Regions from separate parts of the Homo sapiens genome. Here region 2 is linked to region 1. Evidence: chromatin loops called from intact Hi-C (ENCODE). Cell type or tissue: psoas muscle. All regions are shown on one strand.

Region 1 (8,000 bases):
AAAAGTTTTTAATTTTAGTAAAGTCCAACTTACTTTTTTTTTTTTTTTTTTTTTTGAGACGGAGTCTCGCTCCGTTGCTTAGGTTGGAGGGGAGTGGCACAATCTCGTCTTACTGCAACGTCCACCCCCTGGGTTCAATGATTCTCCTGCCTCAGCCTCCCAAGTAGCTGGGGTTACAGGCACACACCACCATGCCCGGCTAATTTTTGTATTTTTTATACAGATGGGATTTCACCATGTTGGCCAGGCTAGTCACAAACTCCTGACCTCAACTGATCTGCCAGCCTTGGCCTCCCAAAGTGCTGGGATTACAGGTGTGAGAAACCGCGCCGGCCTTATCTATTTTTTCTTTTGTTACCTGTGCATTTGGTGTTATAACTAAGAAATCACTACAAATTCAATGTCATGAGGATTTTCTCCTAGGACTTTTAGTTTTAGCTTTTATGTTTAGGTCTTTGATCAATGTTGGGTTAGTTTTCTGTATGTGGAATAAGGTAGGACTCCAACTTCATTCTTTTTTCATATGGAAATATAGTTTTACCAGCACGATTCGTTGAAAAGACTGTCCTTTCCTCATTGAATGGTCTCGCCACCCTTGTTGAAAATCATTTGACTATATAAGCAAGGATTTAGTTCTTGGCTGTCTGTTTTTTTGTTTTTTTGAGATAAGAGTTTCACTCTGTCGCCCAGGCTAAAGTGCAGTGGCGCCATCTCCGCTCACTGCAAGCTCCGCCTCCCGGGTTCACGCCATTCTCCTGCCTCAGCCTTCTGAGTAGTTGGGACTACAGGTGCCAGCCACCACGCCCGGCTAATTTTTTGTATTTTTAGTAGAGACGGGGTTTCACCATGTTAGCCAGGATGGTCTCGATCTCCTGATCTCGTGATCCACCTGCCCTGGCCTCCCAAAGTACTGGGATTACAGGCGTGAGCCACCACGCCTGGCCGGCTGTCTGTTTTATTCCACTGGTTTATATATCTGTCTTTATGCCAGTATCACACTACTTTGATAACCATAGTTTTTGCAGTAAGTTTTGACATCAGGAAGTGAGAGACCTCCAACTCTGTTCTTCTTTTCAAGATTGTTTTGGCTATTTGCAGTTCCTTGAGATTCTACACAAATTTTAGGATACATTTTCTATTTTTACAAAGAAGTCATTGGGATTTTGATAGGGATCTAATTGAATCTATAAATTGCTTTGGGTAGTACTGACATCTTAACAACAGTGTCTTCCAACCCATGAACATGGGCTGTTTCCATTTACTTATGTCTTAATTTCTTTCAGTAATGTTTTGTACTTTTCAGTGTTCAGGTCTTCCACCTCCTTGGTTAATTTATTCATAAGTGTTTTATTCTTTTTGATAGAATTGTTTTCTTCATTTCGAAACCATTTTTGGATTAGTCATTGTTAATGATTAGAAATACAACTGATATTTGTGTGTTGATTTGTATCCAGAAACTTCGCTGAATTGTTTTAATTCGAACCTGTTTTTATGAAATCTTCAGGGTTTTCTACATATAAGATCATGTCATCTGCAAACAGAGATAATTTTACTTCTTCCTTTCTAGTTTGGATAAATTTTTTTTCTTTTTCTAATTGTTGTGGCTAGGACTTCCAATACGATGGTGAATATAAGTGGTGAGAGCAGGCATCCTTGCCTTGTCCCTGGATCTTAGAGCAAAACCTTACAGTTTTCCACCATTGATTAAGATGTTAGTTGTGGCTTTCCATATATGGCCTACATTATGTTGAGGTAGTTTTCTTCTACTCTTAATTTGTTGAGTGTTTTTTATCGTGAAAGGGTGTTAAATCTTGTCCAAGGTTTTTTCCGCATCTATTGAGATAGATTGTGTGTTTTTTGCCCTTCATTCAACTGGATAGCTTTGTAAGGCATATCTCATTCATTCAAAAACAAAACTAATACCCCCATTTTGCATAGTTTCTCTTAATTTTTGTAACAAAACATTTAAAACAGAATTTAGTGACACAAACTCTTTGAGTTTTATGAAAGACCAGAGGTTTTGAAAAGATAAAAAGGAGATATTGAGTAGAAGGCGGCTTTTAAAGGGAGAACATTGCACAACTAGCTCAGACTGGGAATTACATCAGATAAAACCTACCAAAAAGGATCAAGGTGAACCAACACTTCATTTGATAACACTGCGGCATACATCAATATACAACCCAGAATTGGTATACTGTTTATATAACACCCATTGATTAATAGCACAGTAGGGAACTTAGAGTTAACAACAATTTACTGTATATTTCAAAATGGCTAAAATAATTTTTTTTGTATTCCCAACACACACAAAAAGATAAATGTTTGAGGTGATGGATATCCCAATTACCCTGATTTGATCTTTACACATTGTATACAGGTATTAAAGTATTACATGTATCCCCAAAATATGTACAACAATTACATATCAATAAGTAATTTAAAAAAATCAAACTCATTTAAAGCCTACACATACATATTAATTATAGCACATAGCAATGGCAAAGGTCTATCATGGTCAAAAAGAATACAACTGAATAAATTAATACCTGGGGAAATGAAATGGAAAAGAAATCAAGTAGTATTCATTCAAAAATGCCTGTCCCTTTCCATAGAGTTAATCGAAGGCACAACGACTATGCCATAAACCAAAGTTCCAACCAAGAGTCAAAGCTATATTTTATAGAATTGCCACTTTCCTCACCAATACCAATAAATAAATTATTAAATCTACCCTTTTGGCATAATAAAGTCATTTCAATAGAACTAAGAGTGCCACAGTTTCAATGTCATCTCTTCTGAAAATAAATGTTGCTGTCTTGACTCAGAATTCAAATTGCAGCAGCAGGTCATTATTTTGTTCTATTCTATTGACATATTTTAACTCATTTTGTAAACCTGGAATTTGTTCCTGTTCTATAATCCCAGACAGAAAAATGTTTATGAGAAGGCAATTTCATTTTGCTAGGATGACAGTGATCAGTCCCTTGGGGGAGAGGCCAACTCAAGCAGGACTGAAGCAGCTGTTAGAAGCCAATTTTCCTACCTGCTAATTGCTTTTATGACTAGGATGTACGGGCTCAGACACCCACCTGGCAAGCAGAAAATAGATGGAAACAGTCACATCTCAAGAGGTTTTTCCCTTCTTCTAAAAGAATTCAACTAGGAGACAAAACAGCGAAGAAACAGAAAAATGTCAAAAATACAAAAATATTAATTGCAAAAACATTAATTGTATCTTCCTGACTACCAAAAGGAAAATGAAAAAGAATGAAAAGACATTTGTACGAATAGCTGGTAGAAAAAATATTCATTCATTGGTCACTCAGTAAATATTTACTGAAATGCCTATTATGGCAGACACTACTGTAGGTGCTAGAGATACAGCAGTAAACTAGACACAATGTCCCTTTGTCCCCATCAGAGGAGATTAATGAGAAATAACAGCTACCAATTAGTGATCTGGTACTAAGAGGAAAACAAAACGCAGCCATGTAATAAAGTGAGTTGAGAAGCACCAATTTACAGTGAGTTGTCAAGGAAGCCTCTTTGAAGAGGGGACATTTAAGCTGAGACTTAAATGACAAGAAGAATCCAGTAAACCACCAGTCTGAGGGAAGACCATTCCTTGCAGAGGGACAAGGAGTAGAAGACTTGCAAGTTGGAATAAACTTGGTATATTCATAGAAGACAAAAGAAGGCCAGTGTAGCTGGAGTTTTGTGAACAACGTTAACAACGGCAGAAGATAAGATCTCTTCAAAGTGCCACGGCCATTTCAAAGTTATCTGCTGAGAAGATAAAAATAAAACTATGACCCACGAACTATTCATGGAAATTCACTTTTGGACTAGTAATGACCACCAGGAAACCTTCAACAAAAAAAAGATAAGCATGAGTTGAGAAATGCCACAGAGGAAGAGGTTTCTGAATCAGAAAGAATCGGCATCAGAGTACTGGCTGAATCAGTGCTGTCAGGAACCTCAAAAGCAATATTGTTCTAGATAAGATCAACATCTAGGGCTGGCACACCTGGACAAGGTGATATCTGAGGCTTATAATAGGAACCGTTAAAGCACAGCACTCATAAATGAACTCCAATCACAAAGGAATGTTTCTGGATGTATTTGTCCTAATACTTGTTTGACCTACACATTTGAGATAGCCCAGAGACTTTAAAAAAATTTTAATGTAAATAACAAATATAACAACATAAAACAACACCCTCCTAAAACAGAAATTTTTAGAAATTACAGAAAATATTTCCATGTTTAAAACTCTTCCTAGGTTACAAAATAAATTAGGAGTTTTTTAAAAGAAAAAAAATTTAGTGAGTGTATAGATCATCTGTTTTCCTTCTATAGCAAGCACAAAACAGTGTTTAAGTTCAAAAGCATCTACAACATTAAACAATGCTACATTTAAAAATAAAATATACCTACTAAAAAAAAAGTAGCTCACCTTAATTGAAGGATAAACTTTATTTTTAAGCACTGAATGATTCCCAAACATACTGTATAGGTTGCATAATGCTAACAAGACATTTTGTAATAGTGCTATAATGTTAAAATTCCCAAACTATGCACATGGCTATCAAATATATGCACTTTTCTACAAAAACATTTTGGTCAGACATTATTCATCTAGAGAAAAAAAGAAAGAAACAACAATGGAGATCAAAAACTTGCTCTACATGAGGTATATGGCAATGTGTCTTCACTTAAGCCACATGCTAAGAAAAAAAAAAAAAAAAAGAAGACTGGGATCAGAGACCCACCTGTACTGGAATCCCACCTCTCACACTAATTAGCGTACAACATCCCTGAGTCTCAATTTTCCTCATCAGTAAAATGAGTCTCATGCCACCTACTCTTACAAGATTGATAGGAATATTAAATAAAACAGGTTAAATTTAAAGGAATCCCATCTTATTATTTGGTAATTACACTATAAGCAAGGGAAATGTCTTTAAAAAACAGCTGATTTTTTAAAAAGAAAAAATAATAAATAATAGGTTGTAAAAGCTAAACACAATGTAAACAATACTCAAGTTGAATATACAGGCCAAACTCCTTTATTTTACCTATGAAGAAATAAAAGCTTGGCAAGCTTAAGTGACCAGCCCAGAGTTGAAAAAGCAGGCAGAAAAAGGGCTAAAATCTTGCTTAATTCCTAAATGTGGTATACATTTTATAGAGCACTTTCATGTATAAGATCCAATTGATGTCCATGATAAAATAGTTAATCTGACTCACGGGAAAACCCAAGGCACCAAAGTCAGCCAGCTTCTTAGTTATAGAACTGTGACTAAAACCCGATGATGAATATCTTTTTTTCTTTTTTGTTTTTGTGGGGGAGGGGGCGGGCAGGTGGGGGTAGAGTGGGGGTCTAACTGTGTTGCTCAGGCTGGTCTTGAACTCCTGGGCCCAAGCAATCCTCTTGCCTTGGCCTCGCAAAGTGCTGGGATTATAGGCATGACTTACCATGTATGGACTATGTCTCTTAAAATAGAGATTTAAAGCCTTTCTTACTTATAATTTAACTAATACAAAAAAATGCCTTAGCAAGCAATCACAATTTTATTCAGTCAATAATTTTTTTTTTTTTTTTGAGGCGGAGTCTCACTCTGTCGCCCAGGCTAGAGTGCAGTGGTGTGATCTCGGCTCACTGCAACCTCCACCTCCTGGGTTCACGCCATTCTCCTGCCTCAGCCTCCCGAGTAGCTGGGACTACAGGCACCTGTCACCATGCCTGGCTAATTTTTTGTATTTTTAGTAGAGACGGGGTTTCACCATGTTACCCAGGATGGTCTCGATCTTCTGACCTTACGATCTGCCCGCCTCGGCCTCCCAAAGTGCTGGGATTACAGGCGTGAGCCACCGCGCCCGGCCTCAGTCAATAATTATTTTTTAAAGTCACACTACAAAGACATAAATGTTTCCATGTTGTATTTAAGAGAGTCAATCAGTTTAACATAAAAATGTTCATAATAGGAGCAAATTAAATTGCCAAAGACACATTTTTAGGCCTATTTCCCAAAGCTCAATTGATATTGGCTTAATATAATGTAGCAAGACTTACTTTTATTCTGTTTGTTCATAGATTATTTAAACCAGATAGGTGGGTTACGGAGTCACTGAATATATGCTTGAGTATGATACTGAATCCATGTTTCTATCATTAATGACTCTAATATTCACGTACTTCAAAATTACTTAATCAATCCTTTACATTGTCCTTTCTTCACGTAGGATTTTCAAGCTAACCCTTCTATAAGTAGGTCAATCATTCTTAGACTTAAGTTGAGATGATTCACTTTCACAAATAATTAGGTTACAAATACTGCATTGTTTTGCAGCTGAGGGGACAGCCAGGCTGGAAAACTAATTAAAAGAAAAGGATTCAAGTGGAGAGGAGCCAACTGAACAATATGGTATCTAAAAAACAGACACATTTACAATACATGTTTCTGAGTGTCACGAAGAAAATATACATCTGCTCCATATTCCAAATTCTTCCTTTAAAAAGGATCAAGCATTATAGGAAGATTTCTAGGTTTAAGAAGAAGACATAGAACAGCAATGTAGGAAGTCAGGGCTCAGCCACCATGATAGTTTTCAGATCATTTGTGCAAACATAATAAGAGCATACCCCCAAATAGGTCTCTGTTCAAAGCCACTTCGAAAGATGTGAAAATGCATGCACAAAAGTAATCTCTGAGTTTTGCAACTACTAACTGGCAACACTGTTGTTGGGTAGGTGAGAACACAAAAGAACAATAAATCAATACACAAATTAACAGTAACCACTCACACTAATTTCATATGAATTAGAAGAATCAATATATAATTTGGGTGGGAATCCAGCACTCTTGAAATAGTCATGGCCAGAGAGTATCATCAAATTAACTACTTAGCTCAGTTCACAAGACTTCATTTGTGCTCAGCAAGGACTATCACTGAATAGGGAACAGCCTGAATGTAGCAAGCTTTCCACTGAATTAAGATAGTGTATATATCTTAAGGTATGTTGCTTGTCTGTCTTCTAAGAATTTTTTAAGCTACATTTGAAAAAACATGATAATACAATTGTGAGTCTCCTTAGTGTTAAATTTATAATTAGATAGGCAAAATAGTAAGTATATGTGTGTTAGAGATTCAAGTAAAAAAAAAAAAAAAACAAGGCCCAGCTTGTGACATAGCATCACTACAGATCCCCCTACAGCTCAGTTCCCTACAGCTTCCTCAGCCATAGCTCTAAACAAGCCACAGAAATCAGAATGATCATGCTGAAGCACCTTATGGATTAATAAAGACAGATCAATTCTGTATAACCTATTTTGTTTTTTATTCAAATTATCTAAAATTGATAATTTGTAATTGGCTGTTAAGAAACATAATCAATTACTGGAGCACTCCATTTCTCAATCACCTTGGATACGCAGGCATTTACTACAAACATGGCCCTCTATTTAGAGCAATTCACATGTAAAGCACTCCATTAATTACACTCTTCATTCAATACACATCTATTAAGCACTATTGTGTACTAGGCACTATTGGTATTAGAGAAATACCATGCTGAATCAAATCAGCCCCTGCCTTCAGAGGCAGAAGGCTTTGCTTACAGACATGCAAACATTACATAATGAGACAAGTGCCATAACAACATGTATACAAACCACTATGGAAATACACAAAGGGAAGGACTTAATTCTTCCTGGGGAGGTGAAGAAAAAAGGCTTGTCAGACTACCTAATATTTAACTGAGTGTTAAAGGGTCAGTATAAGTTTGTTTGGTAGATATACTAGAGGTTGTTCATGAGAGAGGATGTGACAGACCCACAGCCTGTGCAAAGTTGGGAGGGCAGAAAAGAGTACTTGCTTGGAAAGACAATAGAGCTCGGTAATAGGTAAGAATGAAAAAGTAAGTATGATCAGAATGAGGCAGGAAAATATGGTCTGGAGGCAGGGAACATAAAGCCAATTTACACTTCAGCTAT
Region 2 (8,000 bases), 140 kb after region 1:
ACAGCAAAAGGAAAGAGAGGTTCTGATTCTTACCTCAGGGTTTTTTGGTTGTTCATTGTTTTTGTTTTTGTTTTTGTTTTGACACTGCAGAGCACAAGGCTAAAGGTTACAGCTGAGATCTTTGGAACCAAAGGCAGAGCAAGCAGAGCCCGTTGTCTGGGCCCCACACCACTGCAGGCAGGTGGATAGAAGTGCGGCCCCTCTCATAGTATGCCCATAAGTCAGGGCATAGGGCAGAACTACCTGTCATGTTGCTACACCATCCTGTCTTCTCAGCATCTCCTTGCCTGTTTTCTTTATTAGTCCAAAGGAAAACAACAGCAACAAAATCTGTTTTTAAAATGTCTTATATGAACATATATCAAATATCCATGCGCTGAAACCCACATACCATCACTTGGCAATTTTTTAGAATAAGACCCCATTATTATCTATTGCTATAAACCTAGCCAGTTCTCTTGCTCTTCTGTATTTTCCTATTTCCCTGCCATCATCTGCTATTTCTGCCACTTCTCTTAGACTCCTTGTCTGCAAAGCCCAAGCTAGAACTCACTGTCTATGGCAGAAGGACATCCAGAGCCCATTCTGGAGTTTTGTTTTTTCCTTCTGCCAGATGCTTTGTGTCCTGTCTTCCTTCCTCCTCATATTTCTGTTTCTCATTTGTGTTCAGTTTTGTGCAGCATTGCTAGCACTGCTTTTGTGACCAGAAAAGGCCATAACATGGTCCAGGATCATCATTCTTCTGACTCTAGATGGGACACTTGACAGTGACTTGAAACATTTGCATATTCAGGAATGCATGAGATTTCAAGAGAGCCTACAGTATGAAATCATTTTCACAAAATAAGCAGCTTGCTTCTGAAATGCTGTCTTTCCCAGTAGCTACTCACCTGCCTCTGGTGGCTGGGATTCAGATGCCACAAAACTGTCAGTATCTATAGACCAGGTCTGTGCCACCTCCTCTCTCCTCTGTGCTCAGTGAGGAGGCAGTAAATGAAGTTACAGGCTAGCACAATACCTAACTCATGTTTCCCAGTACACCTGTAGATATTACTGTACTTTTATGTTCTCAAGAAATAAGTTGTTGCCTATTCAGTGTTACAGATTTCTTTGTTTCTTTTTAATTAAAATACAAGAAGCAGCTGAGGAAAGGGAGACAAGGTATTTTATTTCTGACTGATTTTAGAAAAAACTTGTGTACATGTGTTTGGAACTGTTGAAATGCCAAGTTTTCTGTATAAGTGTTTTTGTAATTAAACTTTCAGATTTTCTTTGTTTTTTAAGAAGTTGATGTGCTTGTTTGACATTTGTCTCATTAAAACTTTTCTACGTTGAATTCACCTGTTTCAATTTTACTTGCTTTGTAACAAAAAGTCCTACCTCTGGCCGGGCACGGTGGCTCATGCCTGTAATCCCAACACTTTGGAAGGCCAAGGCAGGCAGATCACGAGGTCAAGAAATCGAGACCATCCTGGCCAACCTGGTGAAACCCCGTCTCTACTAAAAATACAAAAATTAGCCGGGCATGGTGGCATGAGCCTGTAGTCCCAGCTACTCAGGAGGCTTAGGCAGGAGAATCACTTGAACTTGGGAGGTGGAGGTTGCAGTGAGCCGAGATCGTGCCACTGCACTCCAGCCTGGCAACAGAGCGAGACTCCGTCTCAAAAAAATAAAAAATAAATAAAAAAGTTCTATTTCTGTTTTTTCCTCTTAAAGACTTTGTCAACTCTACATTAATCATGACATCTGTTATGCTTTTAAAACAGTAACACATTCATTTTACTAATTGCTACTTCAAAATGTATCTTTACCGGTTTGAGAAGTCAGCTCTTTTAATGTATGCTGTAACAATACAGTGAATTCTAATTCATTTTAATATAGCAGTAGTATTCTGAAGACAACTTACAAGGATGTTTTTAAAGTCAGTGACTCTGATGTCCCCTTGATAGAAGATCATTTGATAGAAGAAAGGAGATGTGCTTAAATGCTTGCTTTTTTTTTTTTTTTTTTGAGATGGAGTTTTGCTCTTGTTGCCCAGCCTGGAGTGCAGTGGCACGATCTCCGCTCACTGCAAACTCCGCCTTCCAGTTTCAAGCGATTCTCCTGCCTCAGCCTCCCGAGTAGCTGGGATTACAGGTGCACGCCACCATGCCCAGCTAATTTTTGTATTTTTAGTAGAGACAGGGTTTCACCATGTTGGCCAGGCTGGTCTTGAACTCCTGACCTTGTGATCCACCAGCCTCGGCCTCCCAAAGTGCTGGGATTACAGGCATGAGCCACCACGCCCAGCCAAATGCTTGCTTTTTGAAAATAACTAATCAAAATATTTTTAAAGGAAATTTGTCACCTATTTCTACTATGCTTTTAAAAATCCTAGGGGTGAGGCAACCTGGTTTCCAGAGCCTGCTGCTCTCCAAGTAGCCATTTGTGTGGCATTGGGCAAGTCTTGATTTGTTTCAACTCCAGTTTCCTCTTCTGACATAACACGTGCCTCAGCAATCCTGTACTATTGTAAGAAGGATAGAGTAAGGTAACAGAATCCACCTTGCCTTGGAGGACAGGAAGATAGGAAGTATCTGTTACATGATTGCCAGTAACTATCAGGGTATCTCAGTTAGGATTGAGTTTGGCTCTACATTAAGCAGAACTAGCAACAGCTTAAATAAGAAGTGTGTCTTTCTCATAGAAAACTATGCCAAAGTTGGGCAGTTAAAGGCTAGTATGGAGGCTCCTGTCTGTTCCACAACATGATCTTTCTCAAGGTCACCCCGTGGTCCAAAATAGCCACTTGACCATCAGCCATCACTCTGAAATTCCTGGCAGCATGAGGAAAAGAGGGCAAGGACAAAATGAGCAAACCTAGCTGAGTCAGGGCCCTCTAAAGAGTCTTCCTGGAAATCGTATTCAACACTTTCACTTAATTTGGCCAGAACTCAATCATGTGACTATAGCTAGCTATAAAGGAGGCCAAGAAATATCATTTTTGCATGGACGTCACTGTGCCCAACAATACAGGTTTTAGTAAGGAAGAAGGAGAAAATGAATATAGAGTAGGCAACTAATGTTAATTTCATAACTATGTGTGACTTCATTTATGCACTCTAAGCCCAACCCCGCCATGCTAGTGAATGGAGTGCATTATCTTGCCTTTGTCTCTTGGCCATTTGAGAATGACCATGTACTTCCGTGATACTTTTTTCCCCCGGAGAGCCAGAAAGCCAAAAACTGGCTTCCATCTGAGTTGCCATTTCCTGTTCCCATCTAGCTCTTCCCCTACCCTACAACAGCTGGTGGCCAGTCTTGTTTAGTAAAAATCAACATAAACAGGTGGTAATACTTCCCCTAGTTGTTTGTTCCCTTTCTCTAACTGCTCAGCATCTGCTGAATTGAAACAACACCAGGACAAGCTTTCCCTAAGGGTGGGGAAATTGAAGTATTGCTTAGCGGAAAAGCTCATAGCTACTTCCTGCCCTCTGAAAGAATTTCCTGCCTTGCAACTGAGAGTTCCAAGTCAGGGGTTTTTTCTTTGTTTTATTTGTTTACCTTTGATATATAGCCTGCACTCAAATATATACTTCAGTATCTATGGATATAAGCAGTAGTTTATATGCCAGCCCATTAAAGAAATCAGGATTGAGAATCAGACTAGGTGAAATTGTTAATGTACATCTGCTCATCCAGAAACCATTTCAGTTTAGTTTTCACAAGACTATGTGTCTACAGGGGGAAACTTTTGCCAGAGGTAGAAATGTAAATTCTCTTAGCTTAGTGAAATGCAAAAGGAGGAGCCACAAGAAGATAAGAATGGCATTGGGAAATTAAGTGCATGGCCAATGCAGATTTTCCAGATAGAAGGATTTTTATAAACCACCTGCAACACCAGATCAGTGGGAGGATGTCTTATATGTTTATGTGGGAATATGTAAGATTCAGTGTAAGAGATTCTCTTATTTGAATCTCTCTCTCACACACACACACCATCCAACACTTAAGAGCCAGAGTTTTTTATACCAACTTCTCTTCATTTCACTTTAATTCACCCTTTATTTGGGAATACAAAGATGTTTATAAAACATGGTTTCTGCCCTCCATAATTTCTGATAATCTAGTGGGAAGGACAGACTTGTACATAAATATTTCTAACATAGGGCAGCTTGTATTAATAGTTTTAATAGAGACAAATAATTTTTAGAGAGTGAAAAAGTTATTTGAATCTTACCTGATGAGATATTTTTTCCATAAGTGCAAAAGAGTTTGCAATAGAGAGTAGATCTGAGTCAGGGTGGGGGATCAGTATCTTAACTAATTAATAAGGGCTTTATCTGGAATGTAAATGAAATATGAAAATCTGAACTGATAGCTATCAGAGTTTGTCTGGTAGAGGTTGAGGTAGCTGGAAGGTCAGAACATTTGGATTAATTGTAATTTAGACAAGCAGTTTTTCAAAGTTCACTTTTGATTCATTCATAGATCATTAAATCAGTAAGTTGGTCAAAAACATTTTTAAAAATTAAAATGAGAAACTATCAGAATGCACTACAGGTAGTTAAGGGTATTATTTTGTGAAACTTACACTTCAGATACAGTCATATGTCTACATACACTTTTAATGTAAAATGTGTTTCTTACCATGGGATCACAATAAAGATAGTCAATGACTGTTTTATTACCTCTGAAATTGGACAACACTGCTGGGTTCAGGTCTGGATTCTGCTGCTTTCCTCTTACGTGACCTTAGGCAAGTTGCATAAACCACTGTATGACTTAAGTTTTCTCATCTGTAACATAGTGATATTTATCATTTCTGTCCTGTAGAGTTTTTATGTAGATTAGTCAATCCATGTAAAACACTTAGAATAGTGCCTCTCATAGAGTAGAAGACACTTAAATATAAGTTGTTATAATTTGTGGAAGACTAAAGGGAAAAGAGAAATAACAGACATATACCATAGGCCACTCTGCTGTGCTTTTTATGTAAATTATGTAATTCCACAACTTTACAGAGTAGGACTACTGTACTCATTTTTACAGTAAGTAAATTAAGACACAGATCTGATAAGTGACTTGTGCAGTTACAGAACAGGGAACAGGTAGAGAAATGGTTTATATCCAGATAACTGTGGCTTTACATTCCACTATAGCCGTACTGTCTTAGAGATAACTAATGAGAGTGGCATGAGTTCAAAGCCGTAGCATGGTATGGTGGGTCTGAGAACTGGAATTAGACCTATTCAACAATATTTGTTGAATATCTTTCTTGCGTTAGAAATTGTTCTGGGTCCTAGTCCCCATAGAGCTCTTCCCCTTGCTGGGGAAAAAGAGACTACAAACAAGTAACCTAACAAACTCATCTCAGCTAATTACCTAGATAAGAAGAAATGATATAAGCTAGGATAGAGAAAGGCCTTTCTGAAAAAGTATCTTCTGAAGAAAGACAAAATTGATTTGAAGGAGCCAGCCCGGTGAAGGGCTGAGGGTATACAAAGGCTGAAATCCTGAGGCAGGAATGAACTCTGGAATTTCAAGGCATAGAAAAAGCTGGTGAGGCTGGAGCAGAGTAAACGAGAGGCAGAGTGGCTTTGAAGTTGCAAGGCAGGCAATAGCAAGATCATGTAGATCCTCAGAAGTGTCGTAAAGAGTTTGCAGTTTGTCATAAGTGTAATGTGAAGAGAGTTCTACACAACTGAGTGACAAGATCTGATTTCTGTTTTTAAAGGGTCACTCTAGGCCGGGCGTGGTGGCTCATGCCTGTAATCCCAGCACTTTGAGAGGTGGGAGTGGGCAGACCACTTGAGGCCAGGAGTTGGAGACCAGCCTGGCCAACATGGTGAAACCATGTTTGTATTTTTCTACTAAAAATACAAAACAAAATTAGCTGGACGTGGTGGCGCGCATCTGTAATCCCAGCTACTCAGGAGTCTGAGGCATGAGAATCCCTTGAACCCAGGAGGTGGGGGTTGCAGTGAGCCAAGATTGTGCCACTGCACTCCAGCCTGAGTAACAGAGCAAGACTCTGTCTCAAAAAATAAAAAGTAAAATAAAATAAAGGGTCACTCTGGCTGCTGTATAGAGAATTGTGGGGTGGGCAAGAGAAGAATCAGAGAGACTAGGAGAAGGCTGGCATAGGAACCCAAGTGAGAAATGACAGTGGCTTAGCCTAGAGTGGTGGGAAAAGGCAGATTAATTCAGGATATAGTTTGGGAGTATAATGGACAGGAATTGCTGAGGAGTGGGATGTGGAGAATGAAAGAAAAAGAAGAATGACTCAGTTTTTCCTGGGCACAGTGGCTTACGCGTGTAATCCCAGTACTTTGGGAGGCCAAGGCGGGTAGATTTCTTGAGCCCAGGAGTTCAAGACCAACCTGGGCAACGTGGTGAAACCCCATCTCTATAAGAAAAAGAAGAAGAATGACTCAGTTTTTTTGGCTTGGAAAACTGGGTAATGGAGAGAGGTGCCATGGCCTGAGATTGCAGACTTAAGTATGAAACATCACGGAAGAAAAATCAAGGATTTGTTTTTGACTGGCTAAACTTGAAGTCCCAACAACAGATGAGCCCCTGGGCAAGACACACATCTCCCTGCTATCAGTTAAAAAGTTCCTTTCAGTTCCTAAAAGTCTGTGGTTCCTTGAGATTCTAAGTTCAGGTCAGTGTTTGCTAACATTCCTTCTATCCTCAGCGCATGTGCACACATGTAGATCCAGTTACGTTGTGCGTTGAACTGTGAAATTAAGGAATGGTCTCCTTTTTAATTCTTGACGCTTCTTAGGAAAAGAATTTTTAAAACTTGCATCTGCATTTGTTTAAGATTGACATAAAGCAGCTGAATGTTCTAGGATATAAAAATCATGCCATAACCTGACCATTAGAAAATCCTGGGGCAAGAAATGGAAAGCGTCTGCTTAAAAGAGACTGGTCAAAAATATATTTGGCATCATTCAAAGAAGGGTAATGTGAGAAGACATCACTGATACAGTCAGAAGGTTTAAAGACTCAGCAAATGGGCTCCTGTGAGGGGTGCTTTTGCTATCTTCAAGGATAGAAGTCAACTGAAGGCAGCTGGGTCCAGGCACTGGAATGTAAGACAACAACCTATTTTTCTTGGGGCCGGTGGATTTTTGAAGTAGACTTATGTTATATTTATCAAAAGAATTTCTTGGTTTAAAGGACAAACTAATATAGTAATTATGGATTTTATTCATCCCTCAGAAGAATGAGTATTTTAGATACATTCATTTTTTCAAGCATTTCCAAGTACTCACTATGTGTTTTGGGTGTAAAGTTGAGGAAGTCCCTCTCCACTGGAAGCCCACAATGTAACAAAAAATAGATACAAAAGCTAACTACAATAGGGTCTGATAAATGATCAAACGGCTGTGAGCGCAGTATTCTGGAAAACACAAAGGAAAAATTCAGTGGTTTTGCTTGGGGGAAGGCAAAAGAGCTTTACCAGGATAACATTTTGAGCTGGGCCTTAGAAAAAGAGTAGTTCCTTAAGATAAGCTAGAAATAGACCTAGAGATAGAAGTACATTTTTGGTGTACTCAAGTAATTCAGCGTGACTGGAACACAGGTTATATCCAGGGCACTGACCAAAAAGAAAGATAGTGAGGTGTTCTGAAAATGGATTGTAAATGGGCCTTGAATGTCAAGCCAAGGGTTTTAGCTTTTGTTTTGCAGGCAGAGGGAAGGCCTCAAGGCTGTTTTTGCAAGGCAGTGACATAAGGAAAACTACACCACAGCCTCTCAACCATTTTTCTGCCACGAGCTGCTTTGGCAATCTGGTAAAGTCTATGGACCCTTCTAGGAATGTTTTCTAAGTGCATAAAATACAAATAAAATTACAAAGGAAATCCACTATATTAAAATATAGCTAACAAAATATTAACAATGTGTTATGTAGGAATACCTGTGCTTCTTGATAAAGCATTAAATAACATGATCTAGTTCTAATAATGACCATAATTTTAAAGTAGTAGTGACCATAAATAATATTTCAA

The links. Peaks named below come from ENCODE experiments on the same cell type or tissue, not always from the same donor. Only the 100,000 strongest peaks of a DNase experiment are listed, where the experiment ranks them.
Region 2: it touches region 1 in a loop (2.7-fold over the local background); 6 of 110 quality-filtered maps call a loop at or near these places.

Annotation. Positions count from the first base shown.
Region 1 is chr15:77,343,450-77,351,449 of GRCh38, forward strand. The region is part of intron 2 of PEAK1 (pseudopodium enriched atypical kinase 1); the gene reads right to left. Among named protein-coding and RNA genes, the nearest start is that of PEAK1, 73 kb to the right of the region's middle. In psoas muscle, no CTCF peak of the experiment used is centred here; no DNase peak of the experiment used is centred here.
Region 2 is chr15:77,484,268-77,492,267 of GRCh38, forward strand. HMG20A (high mobility group 20A) reads left to right here. Exons shown (of 10, transcript NM_001304504.2): 10 at 1-1,336. Among named protein-coding and RNA genes, the nearest start is that of HMG20A, 67 kb to the left of the region's middle. In psoas muscle, no CTCF peak of the experiment used is centred here; no DNase peak of the experiment used is centred here; H3K27ac peaks cover 2,348 bases.